Linked DNA regions of Homo sapiens: regions 2 and 3 are each linked to region 1. The links are chromatin contacts, found by Hi-C or POLR2A ChIA-PET in ENCODE. All regions are on one chromosome and are shown on one strand. Each heading gives the region's core, a stretch centred on a gene start or an enhancer-like site at or near the end of the contact. The rest is flanking DNA. Distances are from core to core; before and after follow the strand shown. Region 1 has its middle 190 kb from the start of DIRC3-AS1. Region 2 overlaps DIRC3 (disrupted in renal carcinoma 3). Region 3 overlaps DIRC3 (disrupted in renal carcinoma 3).

Region 1 (3,445 bases), core at 369-2,868:
AGTGTCTACAGTGAGTTTTGTTTGTTTGTTTTTTAATGTAAGTGGTTGGGAAGAGGAGATCGATGGGAAAGTTACAAAAGAAACAGGAATTTCCAAAGAATCTGAGAACTTAGAGAGGTGAGAGAAGAGAGAAAGGAAAAGCACTGCCCAGAGAGGAGAGGCCAAGTTGGAGCATCCAGAAAGGCCTGCCACGTTCCCCTGTGACAGCCCTGCTCTGACAGGGTGAGGGCCTGGGACAGGAGGAGATAGAAGGAAGGGAGAATGGAAGGGAGGAAATGCAAGGATTCGAGCCTCCTCCACAGATAGGAAAAATTTAGACCAGGGATGCTGATGTCGCTTACTATGATTTATTGTCATTGTGTGGGTGTTCACACAGGGTGTACACACTTTCCATTCTCCCAGGTCCATGTGATCTGGACTCTAATCTGAGGGATGATCTGACAACAACAACAACAGCTGCAAAAATGTAGAAGGAACCCCAGAAGCTGATGGAGTTGAACACCTGCTCTAATGGAGGCAGAACATGGGAAAGTGGATTGAAAATGACCAAAAAGAAAAAATTTACCTTTAGTTTCACAAATCCCCTGGGCTGCATGGGGCCATGATCCGCATCTGGGGGTAAAATATCAGACATGATTATGTTTTGTTTTCCTTCTAATTGAAAGACTAGAATATAAAACGGAAATGAATGGTGAGAGGCTGGCATATCCAGAAAACAGAGAATAGATCTTCACAGATATACTGAAAATCCATGGGGAGAGATGTGGCTTGATGGTGGAGACAGGCGAAGCCATGAAGGGCTGACAAGTCATGACAAGAGTGGTGTGTTTTACCCTGTAAGTCATAGGGACTCACTGATGACTTTTGAGCAGGGGAGAAACATGATCAGGTTTGGGTTTGAGAACAATCATTCTGGTTTCAGGGTGGCAAGTGCAGCAGAGGATGGCAGGAGGGCATGGAAAAAGGGATACATCTCCATTCCATAGCATTGAACACTGAACTGTCCTCAAGTTCTAGGACTGCAGTGCCTCTGGTCCTTCCCCAGTGGCCAGACTTCCTAAATGGTCAGAACTGAGCTCCATAGACAGGTCTTTTTTGCGGCTAACGTCCAACCACTTTCTGACTTAGATGGATCCCTCAGAAATGGGAGCAAAAGCTCTTCTAAGTTCCTTGTACATACATATCAGGCATGAAGGTGGGATATTCTCAGAATCCCAGGAGGGAACAGTGATTGAGGAAACAAGGGCTCCAGGAAAAACATGCTTGGGATTTTATGGAAGAGTTCTGGATTCTGGAAGAAACTGGAAAAGAAGGAAGTGATCTGTCACTGGGGAAAAAAAATCAACATTTCTGGTTCTACCTTCTTAAATATAAGATTTTATCTCATCATAAAGGTCACAGTGACCTGGAAAATGAGGACTTCCATCACATTTGTACAGCTTCCCAGGTTTTACAGCTTATTTTCACAAGTGTACTTTATTCCATCCTCATAACTTCCTTGTGTGTTTGGTCAGCTAGATAAACTCTCAAAAGCCTCAGTGTCCTTGTTTGTTCAGAAATGGGATTAGTATGTGGCCTGCTCACAGTCAGATGGCTAATCAGCCCAGAGCCAGAAGCTGCTTGCAGGCTAATGGCCAAGCCTATCTCTCAGCACTGCCTCTGCAGCAGGCAAGGCTTGGCCATGTGTGGCTGTGTGGCTGTGTGGCTGTGTGGCTGTGTGGCCGTGTGGCCGTGTGGCCGTGCCGCTGTGCGACTGTGTGGCCGTGCGGCCGTGCGGCTGTGCGGCTGTGCGGCTGTGCGGCTGTGCGGCCGTGTGGCCGTGTGGTTGTGTGGCTGTGTGGTTGTGTGGCTGTGTGGTTGTGTGGCTGTGTGGCTGTGTGGCTGTGTGCTTGCTTGCATGTGAGTTTGCAAGTGATGAAGGGGAAGCGGGTAGCTGTTAGGGGCTGAATTGTGTTGTCTCCTAAAAATATGTTCAAGTCCTAATCCCCGGTACCTGTGAATGTGACATTATTTGAAAATAGGGTCTTTGCAAATAAAATCAAGTAAAGATGAAATCATTAGGGTGGGCCCTAATCCAACATTACTGATGTCCTTCTAAGAAGACAGAACCATATATAGTCATCCCTTAGTATCCACAAAAATTGATTCCAGGACCCCTGTGGATACCAAAATTTGCAGATGTTCAAGTCCCTTATATAAAATGGAATAGTATTTACATTAACTTACACATGTCCTCCTGTATGCTTTAAATCATCTCTAGATTACTTTTAATACCTAATACAATGTAAATGCTATATAAGTTGTTGTTATACTGTATTATTTAGAGAATAATGACAAGAAAAAAGTCTGTACATGTTCATTACAGATGCAACAATGTTGTTTTTCTGAATATTTTTTCCAAGGTTGGTTGAAACCATAGATCTGGAACCCAAGGATATGGAGGGTTGACAGAGTTCATATCCAAAATAGATAAGAAACTCATACAATTCAACAGGAAATAAATAACCTGCTTAAAAAATAGGCAAAAAAGTACTTACAAAGACATAGATATTTTTCCAAAAAAGACATACAGATGGCCAATAGGTATAGAAAAGATGTTCAACATCCCTAATCATCATGGAAATGCAAATCAAAACCACAATGAGCTATCACCTCACACCTGTTAGAATAGCTGTCATCAGAAGGACAAAAGACAACAAGTGTTGGTGAGGATGTGGAGAAAAGGGGATACTTATACACGGTTGGTGGGAATGGAGCTTGATATAGCCATTATAGAAAAGAGTATGGAGGTTCCATAAAAATAGAGCTACCATATGATCCAGCAATTTCATTTCTGGGTATATATCTGAAGGAAATTAAATCAGTTTTTAAGGAGATATCTGCCCTCCCAAGTTCATTGTATTGTTATTTACAATAGCCAAATTATGAACACAGCCTATGTCTGTTGGTAGACAAATACAATAAATTGTGGTATATATATGCCACAATGTCTTTATTCATATATATAGGAAAATTATTCAGCCTTAAAAAGGAAGGAAATCCTACCATTAGTGACAACCTGGAGGACATTATGCCAAGTAAAATAAGCCATGGACAGAAAGAAAAACACTACATGATCTGACTTATATGTGGAATCTAAAAGAGTTAAATTTATAGAAGCAGAGAGTAGAATGGTGGTTACCAGGGGTGGAGGCATAGGGGAATTGGGTAGAGGTTGGTGAAAGAATACAAAGTTTCACTTACGCAGGATGTGTAAATTCTGGAGAGCTAATGTACAGTGTGGGGACTAGAGTGAATAATAATGTATTGCAGTGGTCCCCAATGTTTTTGACACCGGGGACTGGTTCTGTGGAAGACAACTTTTCCATGGACCAGGATGGGGGGATGGTTTCAGGATAATTCAAGCACATTACATTTATTGTGTACTTTATTTCTATTCTTATTT
Region 2 (3,445 bases), core at 424-2,923, 570 kb after region 1:
AAAGAATTAACGAAATCGTTGCCAAGTCCTCTTGACCCTTATGTCCACTCCTCACTTGACTGAATCTGCATTCATTTCGGAGCATGAGTTATAGGTATAGGAAGTGCAGGTAGATGGGGGCTGCATCACGTACTATCAACCTCAGTCTTAAAGTTTTCATTCATTGGTCCCCTAAACTGAAGACATTTGAGCCACTACATTGCAGATTAGAATGCTGACTGTAATAAACAAGATCACCACGAGCACCTGTCTCATGAAAGCCAGCACCACTCAAACACCTTTCTAGGATTGTCAGCTCCCAGAAGTGGGTAGTGGAAGTCTGGTACAGGCAGCCATTGCTGTTGCCTGATATAAACGAGGAGACCTAAGGAGGCAGCAGTAGCCTAGGAGGAAAGATGGTGATGTAGGAAAGAGGCCCCTGGACTGAGGGCTGGGACACCAGCTTTAGCCCAGCTCTTCTGCTAACTTTCTGAGTCACTGAAATTCCCCAGACCCGTTTCATCATCTGTAAATGGAAAGCATTACAATAACCCTCTACAAGGCCTCAGTGCAGCCACATCACCTTGCTAGTCCTCAGTTCCCCCAGATATTCAATGTGGGGACTGAATTATTCCAATGGTTTGAAGCCTTTTTTAATCCCAGTGTCCTCCAGGAATGACCTGTAGGAAAGCTATGCCTTCCCTTCATGCCCTGGGAAGATGGGCACCTAGGCAATTTCATTATTCATTTCAGGGCATTCTTAGAATTCTCAGGAGCTCCAGGTTAAAACCCTTGGACTAGGTGGTTTCTAAGGTCTCTGCCAACTCTGGAATTCTATGAACATGATAGCTGTGGCTCTGACCCAAAGAGCTTGCATCCAGGTGTGCCTGATGGGGAGGTTTAGAGAAGGAAGTACTTGACAACAAAAGAATGAATCTACCCTGTCAGAAGGGATACAGTTCTTGCCAAAAAAGAGCAGCTCTCTGACATTAGCCATTGCTTCTGGCCTTCCCAAACATTCCAGCACTCCCATCAAGCAAACTACCTCTGCCTCCTTCATAGCTTCTTCTACCCAGCTTGCCAGCCGGTCTCTGTATCTCCTCACTCATCACCCATTCACTCTTGTGTCCTCCTGTACATGAACAGAATTACAGTGAAATCACTACATCTCGGTATCTGTACATTTTTTCATGTTTGACTTCTCCCCTTTTCTTTGCATCATCCCTAACAGCTCACTCAGACCCTGCCCAATTCAGACCCCTTGTCAATGTGGGGCTAGAGAGGATGACCTCTGGAAAACCCCAGACAATTGACATCCATCTGATTCTATGTCACTGAGGAATCCAAAGAAAAGAAAATGTTTATTAAAGTCAGTGAAGTCTAACAAGAAGGTGGGGACAAAGGGAGCTTCTAAATTCCAGCACTCTCCCCTTGGAGGTAGGGTGGAAAACCCAGGCCTTCCTGCTGGAAGTCATCAGATCCCAGCTGCTCCAGTGCCAGAAATCAGTGGAAATGTATATATATTTTTAATACACTCACATTGCAAATAAAAACAGTTTTACATCAATACAGGGGTTGGCTGAAATGTGTTCCAACTCTACTAAGCAAGGAATGAATTGAAACGCCTATAATAACATCAAGCAAGGCAGTCCCTCTGCCAAACTTGGACAGAGGGGAATTTGCACTGCCAGAGAAAATCTGTTCTTCATCAGTGTTTCAATATTCAAGGAAGCCGGGGACATTTTTCTGTGACGGAAGCAAAATGCCAGCTGCCAATACTATGATTTAATTCCCTCTTTTTTTCCTCTCTCATTGGAAATAATTGTCACAAGAATTTGGTGGGCCATAAAGGCCTTGTATATAAGAAAGATTATACTGAAATGGAGGGACGAGAAATGTGGGGAGGGATAAGGAAGAGAAAGAAATGTAAAGTGGGAAAAGAGGAAGGTGGGAGTTAAAAAGAGGTGGAGGAAGAGAGGAATGGGGTGAGAGGAGCAATGGTGGAGAAACAGGAGAAAGTTCAAGAAAAGCAGAAAAATAACAGTGGAAAGGCGAGAGAAAAATGAGAAGAACGTGAGAATGAGAAGGGTGAGTAGAATAAAAATCACAAATAGAGAAGGGAAAATACAAAAAAAAAGTCAGAGGTGAAAGAAATCTTAAAGAGTGTTGGGTCAGTCTCCTCTCAGGTGTCAGGTAGGAGGCCAAAGGGTGAAGTTATTTGCCCGAGACCAGACGGCATGCCCAAGGTCACTGAGCTCAGAACAGAGGACCAGGACCTCCTCACTGCTGTCTAACGCTCTTCACTCTTGAGCAGGTGGCAAGCAAGGCAAAGAGACAGGGGAATTAAGAAGAAAAAGATGAGAACTTGCATGTGTGTACATGTGGATACATCACTTGGCTTCTTCAATCACCTGTATTGTGTAATCTAATCCATTCTAAAATCTAATACAATCTAATAGTCAAAGTTTCTTGATTCTTAGACCCCATGGGCTTCTCATGAAATGTATCTAAGCCCTGGAGAACGCTATTTTCTCTGTCATCAAATCGCACGTGGTGGAATCAGGGAGCTGAAGAGAATATCGGGATGTTACTGGGCTAATGTAACGCCACTAAGTGGACCTCTAAGGACCCCTCTGGTGGGGAGGGGCTTCTGGCTTCCCATGATCATAGGTTTACTGACAAGAGTCAGTTCTGTGTGCCTAGAAATCCCAAACTCCAGGACCCCAGTTCTAGCTGTGGAAGTCATCCCCTTCAAGATGAGGGCCTTTCTGGCTTAGGCATTAGCTACTAATTTTCAATCTATCATTTATTTAATAGTATCATACTAGTGTTCATTTATTTCTATAATGGCACCATGACTGTTTAAGATGTTAAAATTAGGGAAATCTGGGTAAAGGATATGCAAGAGCTTTCTGTACTATTTTAGCATCTCCTCAAAAACAAAACAAAACAAAACAAAACAACAAAAAAACTTCATAGTGATCTCAATGGCTAGATTTGGATTTGGAAGTGTCCATCATTGCCCACATCCACAGCCCCTGCCCCCTGGCCAATGATTTACCTCTCTTTTTCCCCCTTCCTTAGTTCCTTACACACACACATGTGATTACCATGGGCTGTTCACCCAAGCTCTGTCCACAACCCCCAGACCCCACAAATAGCCTCTTCTTGGCCATCTCTGGGATCTAGGGATCTGTACACTGGCAGTGTAGTCCACCCTGAGAGGATAGACCCAGGGAAGGCTCAGGGCCATTTGAGCAAGGATTTCAAGGAGTTGGGTACTAGGAACATGGTCTAGAAGCTGGTGCAAACCATAGGTTTCAGGGAGGCAAATCCCTTGATGTTGCCCCCTGAGAAGGATGTAAGAAGAAAACAGCCAGTGTAGGGCCTTCTTAAGTGTGAGACCTAGGGCAGGGGTGCCATTCACCCAGGTCTAAGGCTAGGACTGTCTCTACCTTACTACCCA
Region 3 (3,445 bases), core at 304-2,803, 520 kb after region 1:
TTTCCACCTCACCCACAGAAAGGCAAGATTTTTTTTTAACTATTTTGTTCACTGATACAGCCTAGGCACCTAAAAAATGACACTTAATGAATATTTACTAAGTAAACAATGCCTATTTTCCAGACGGGAAAATGAGGCCCAGAGAGGTTAAGTGACTCTCCCAAGTGGCTCAGCCAATAAGTATCAAAGCAGAGTTTAGGTAACTAACATCTCTTCCACTATGCGCACCTATCTCTCTTCCAGTCTCCATCTGCCTGTGTCTCTCTACTTATGTGTTTTTCTCTTGTCCCTCTCTTCCTCAGGGTGTTGTTTGCTTTTTGTGTGCTCAGTCTGTGTGTGTGTGTGTGTGTGTGTGTGTGTGTGTGTATGTGTGCACACACATGTGCGTCCCTCGATGGCTGAAGTGGACCACTCTGTCAATAGTGCTTAGGGAGGTGGGATTCAGGAAGGGAAGGGACGTGGGTGGAAACTAAAGGCAGCCATGAAGGTGGAGGACTAGACAAGAATCCAAGGGGAAGGAGGAAGGCTGCATGGGGCAGCGAGAAAAGACACAAGAGGGCAAGTGCCCCTAGTGGGAGTTAAATGACCAGGACCCCACCCTGCTTCCCACTAGCTTTGTGACATGGGCTCAGTCCCTTAACCTCTGTGAGTATCTGTTCTTTACTGGATTGTTCCTCCCCACTGTATAAATCCCATCTCAACATTCTTCACAGATAAAACCCCAAGTGAGCTGTGGCTGGCAAAGAGCTTTGTAGGTGGAAACGAAGGTGACCGTCCTTAAGGAAGAATGAGCGAAGACAGGCAGCATGAGAACTACGGCCAGGTCCAGGGTCTCGCCCACTCTGCTCTGGAGCCACATGCTGCTGCTTATCTAAGTGGTGAGGAAGGGGGGCTAGAGGACAAAGAAATACTCGCCTTCAGCCAGTGGGATTCAGGCAGCAACAGGGAGTTTCTGGACAGTGAGTGTGGGAGAGGTGATGGAGCAGGTGCAGGGGAAGGTGGGCACTGCCTTCCTGGAGTGTGGGCTGGATCTCCCTGTATCCGAGATGATTTACACAAGGTCCTGCATGCACACCTGGGCAGGGGATGCATAGGCTCAGGAGGACAGCAGGTGGTGAATGTAGCCCTGGAGAGGGCAGACTGTGGGCTGCAGGAAGAGGCTGCAGGTGCTGCCTGCAGGAAGAGGCTGGGCCTCAACATGTGGCATTGTTAGAGCCCTGGCTGTACAGACACTGTGCCAGGACCATGAGGGGGAGGAGATGCATTGGCCCTGCCTCTGCCCAGAGCCCTCCCAGCCCTGAGACTCTTCAACTCTTGGACACTAAGGAGGGACAAGAGGGAGAATGTGGCAACCTGGTGTCCTGGTCGCTCCTTTATAATCAATCATACAAGGTGACAACACGCACAGTGCAGGTGATGGCTTCACCTGCCTGCTCCATCCCACCCAGCTCGACATCTGCCAAAGGTCACAGCACACATTCTAAAAGGCTGACAACTGCCTGGTGGCAGAAACCTCCTGACGCTGCAGAAAATGCCTCTCTCTGGGCCTGTGGGAAGTCTCACTCATTTACAACGTCACTCAGGGGGCCCCACCTGCTCTGAGACCAGGCAGCCAGTCATCAGGGACAAGGATTGAAGACTGCCAGTGACTTGCTGAGTGACATGGATGACAGACAAGTGACCAAGCTGTCTGCATGACGCCCTGAGCCACTGAGGAGGTGACCCTCCTGCTCACCAGGTGTGCAAACATACCCAGTGCCTGGCACAGAGCGGCCCTCACAGCCTGTGCGTGGGTGGTGTCTTACAAAACGGAAACCTTTAAGCCCTGTTGTTAGGAGCTTTTGCTTGCTGGGAGGACTGAGGTGAGGAGGAAATGAGATCGCACTGTGAAAATACTTTGAGAAAACGGAAAAGTACGGTGGAAAATTTGGTTTGGTTGTTTTTAGCCTTACATGAGTCTGGTGCCATGGGGCTCTAAGGAAAGCTGTCTTACCAGTTTGGGATGACAGGGAGGTTGGAGCAGGTGACCTGAGCCTACCCTTAACACCATGTGTATGTGGAGCAAGTCACTTCATCTTTCCAAGCATTTTGTTTCTCTGAATCTCAATTTCCTCACCTGCACAATGGGAGAAGGGCCAGAGAATTAGGGGTGTCCTTTGCAGTCAGATGTTTTAGGATCCTGTTCACACAGCCCAGGGAACAGCAGGGACATCTTGCCAGCCTCTCATGATAGAAGGAGCATGAAGTCACAGGGCACACAGGTGCTCAGGCTCTGCCACCAGCTCCCTGTGGGACTCTCCAGGCCTCATTTTTGTCCTCTGAGAAGGTCCACAGGCTCATAGCCCTCCAAATTCACCGCCAGCCCCAACCAGTGCAGCATTCAACCACACCAGCCCACCCTAGAGTCACAGATAGACACAGGCCCCAGGGGGAAGGCCCAGGTGGAGCTGCAGGGAGCTCACTTCACACGTGCTCTCTTAGCTAGTGGCCTCGGGGAGCTGTGCGAGGTAGAGATAACTTTGCCCATTCCTAGCTCCACTGTGGATTGGGGTGCATATCCAGACATGAGACAGGTCTGTCTGCCCTTCCCTGCTCACTCTCACTCTTGCCCTGCCCAGCGTTCAATCCAATGGGTCTCATACCAGGAAACAGATGAAAAACTCCCTTCTCCAACTTTACCATTCAAAAGCAGGCTCTGTGTAGGGGCTTGGGGAGAAGGTTAAAGCCCCTTTCCTCCAATATGTGTCTTTTCTGAGGGTAAAAGTACAATCAGTAGCTTTGTGGACTTGGGGGCAGTGATGGAGGAAGTAGCACAAAAAGCTAGGTGGATGTCACCATCTGGAGATTCATCCAGGCGGTGGTTGATGGAGACCTGGGCAGAAGTCTTGGCAGGTGCACACACTCTGCAAGGCACTGCAGGGACTGGCCTAGGGCCTGCACTTCCTGGGCCTCAGATGCAGCATCTGAGCCAGGCCAGGACCACGGACAAAGGACAGCTTCTGAGCCCAGCGGATCTTGGGCCTGGGGGATATTCACTCTGCTGAGTCATGGACTCTTACGCAGGAGCGAGCCTGTCTGCTGGTGCTTCAGCCTCTGCTTGATCACCTCCACCAACAAGGTGCTCACTACCTCACTAAGCAGCATGTTTCACAGTGGAACAACTCTGGATTATAAACATTCCTCCATGGACGGATCAAAATTGCCTCCCCTGAGCCTGAAGTGCCTCTGGAGTTTTCTAGAAGATAATGTCTGTGTGACCCCTACCTCTCTCCCACCTTCTTTAGCCATGACGTGCTTGTGACCTGGGATACCTCTTCTCTGTAATTCAGTTTAGCTGCCCTCCAGGAGAAAAGTAGAAAGAGAAACAACAAAGAAGACCAATGTGTCCTGTGGCTCTAGCATTTCCAACTCTGCAATGATCAAGAAACACGAGGAGAAACACATA

What was found. Hi-C counts contacts between places; a loop is a spot of excess contacts on that map. ChIA-PET counts read pairs that join two places held with the same protein, here RNA polymerase II (POLR2A). Pooled maps may share reads with other maps.
Region 2: a loop to region 1 is called in a pooled map, with 1.9 times the contacts of the local background. The contact joins two enhancer-like sites. A Hi-C loop is called at or near these places in 2 of 50 pooled maps. POLR2A ChIA-PET finds 5 or more read pairs at or near these places in 2 of 52 experiments (BJ and HEK293).
Region 3: a loop to region 1 is called in a pooled map, with 6 times the contacts of the local background. The contact joins two enhancer-like sites. A Hi-C loop is called at or near these places in 2 of 168 maps with a recorded cell type or tissue (cardiac septum and gastrocnemius medialis) and 6 of 50 pooled maps. POLR2A ChIA-PET finds 5 or more read pairs at or near these places in 1 of 52 experiments (activated T-cell).

Annotation. Positions count from the first base shown.
Region 1 is chr2:217,091,350-217,094,794 of GRCh38, forward strand. No RefSeq gene overlaps it. Among named protein-coding and RNA genes, the nearest start is that of DIRC3-AS1, 190 kb to the right of the region's middle. Within about 2 kb of position 1,619, at least 2 of the 41 ENCODE cell types and tissues checked have a DNase peak (open chromatin) inside an H3K27ac peak, as active enhancers do.
Region 2 is chr2:217,666,083-217,669,527 of GRCh38, forward strand. The region is part of intron 2 of DIRC3 (disrupted in renal carcinoma 3); the gene reads right to left. Among named protein-coding and RNA genes, the nearest start is that of DIRC3, 120 kb to the right of the region's middle. RefSeq lists an enhancer at 368-417. Within about 2 kb of position 1,674, at least 5 of the 41 ENCODE cell types and tissues checked have a DNase peak (open chromatin) inside an H3K27ac peak, as active enhancers do.
Region 3 is chr2:217,608,943-217,612,387 of GRCh38, forward strand. All of the region lies in intron 2 of DIRC3 (disrupted in renal carcinoma 3), which reads right to left. Among named protein-coding and RNA genes, the nearest start is that of DIRC3, 180 kb to the right of the region's middle. RefSeq lists an enhancer at 694-1,401. Within about 2 kb of position 1,554, at least 3 of the 41 ENCODE cell types and tissues checked have a DNase peak (open chromatin) inside an H3K27ac peak, as active enhancers do.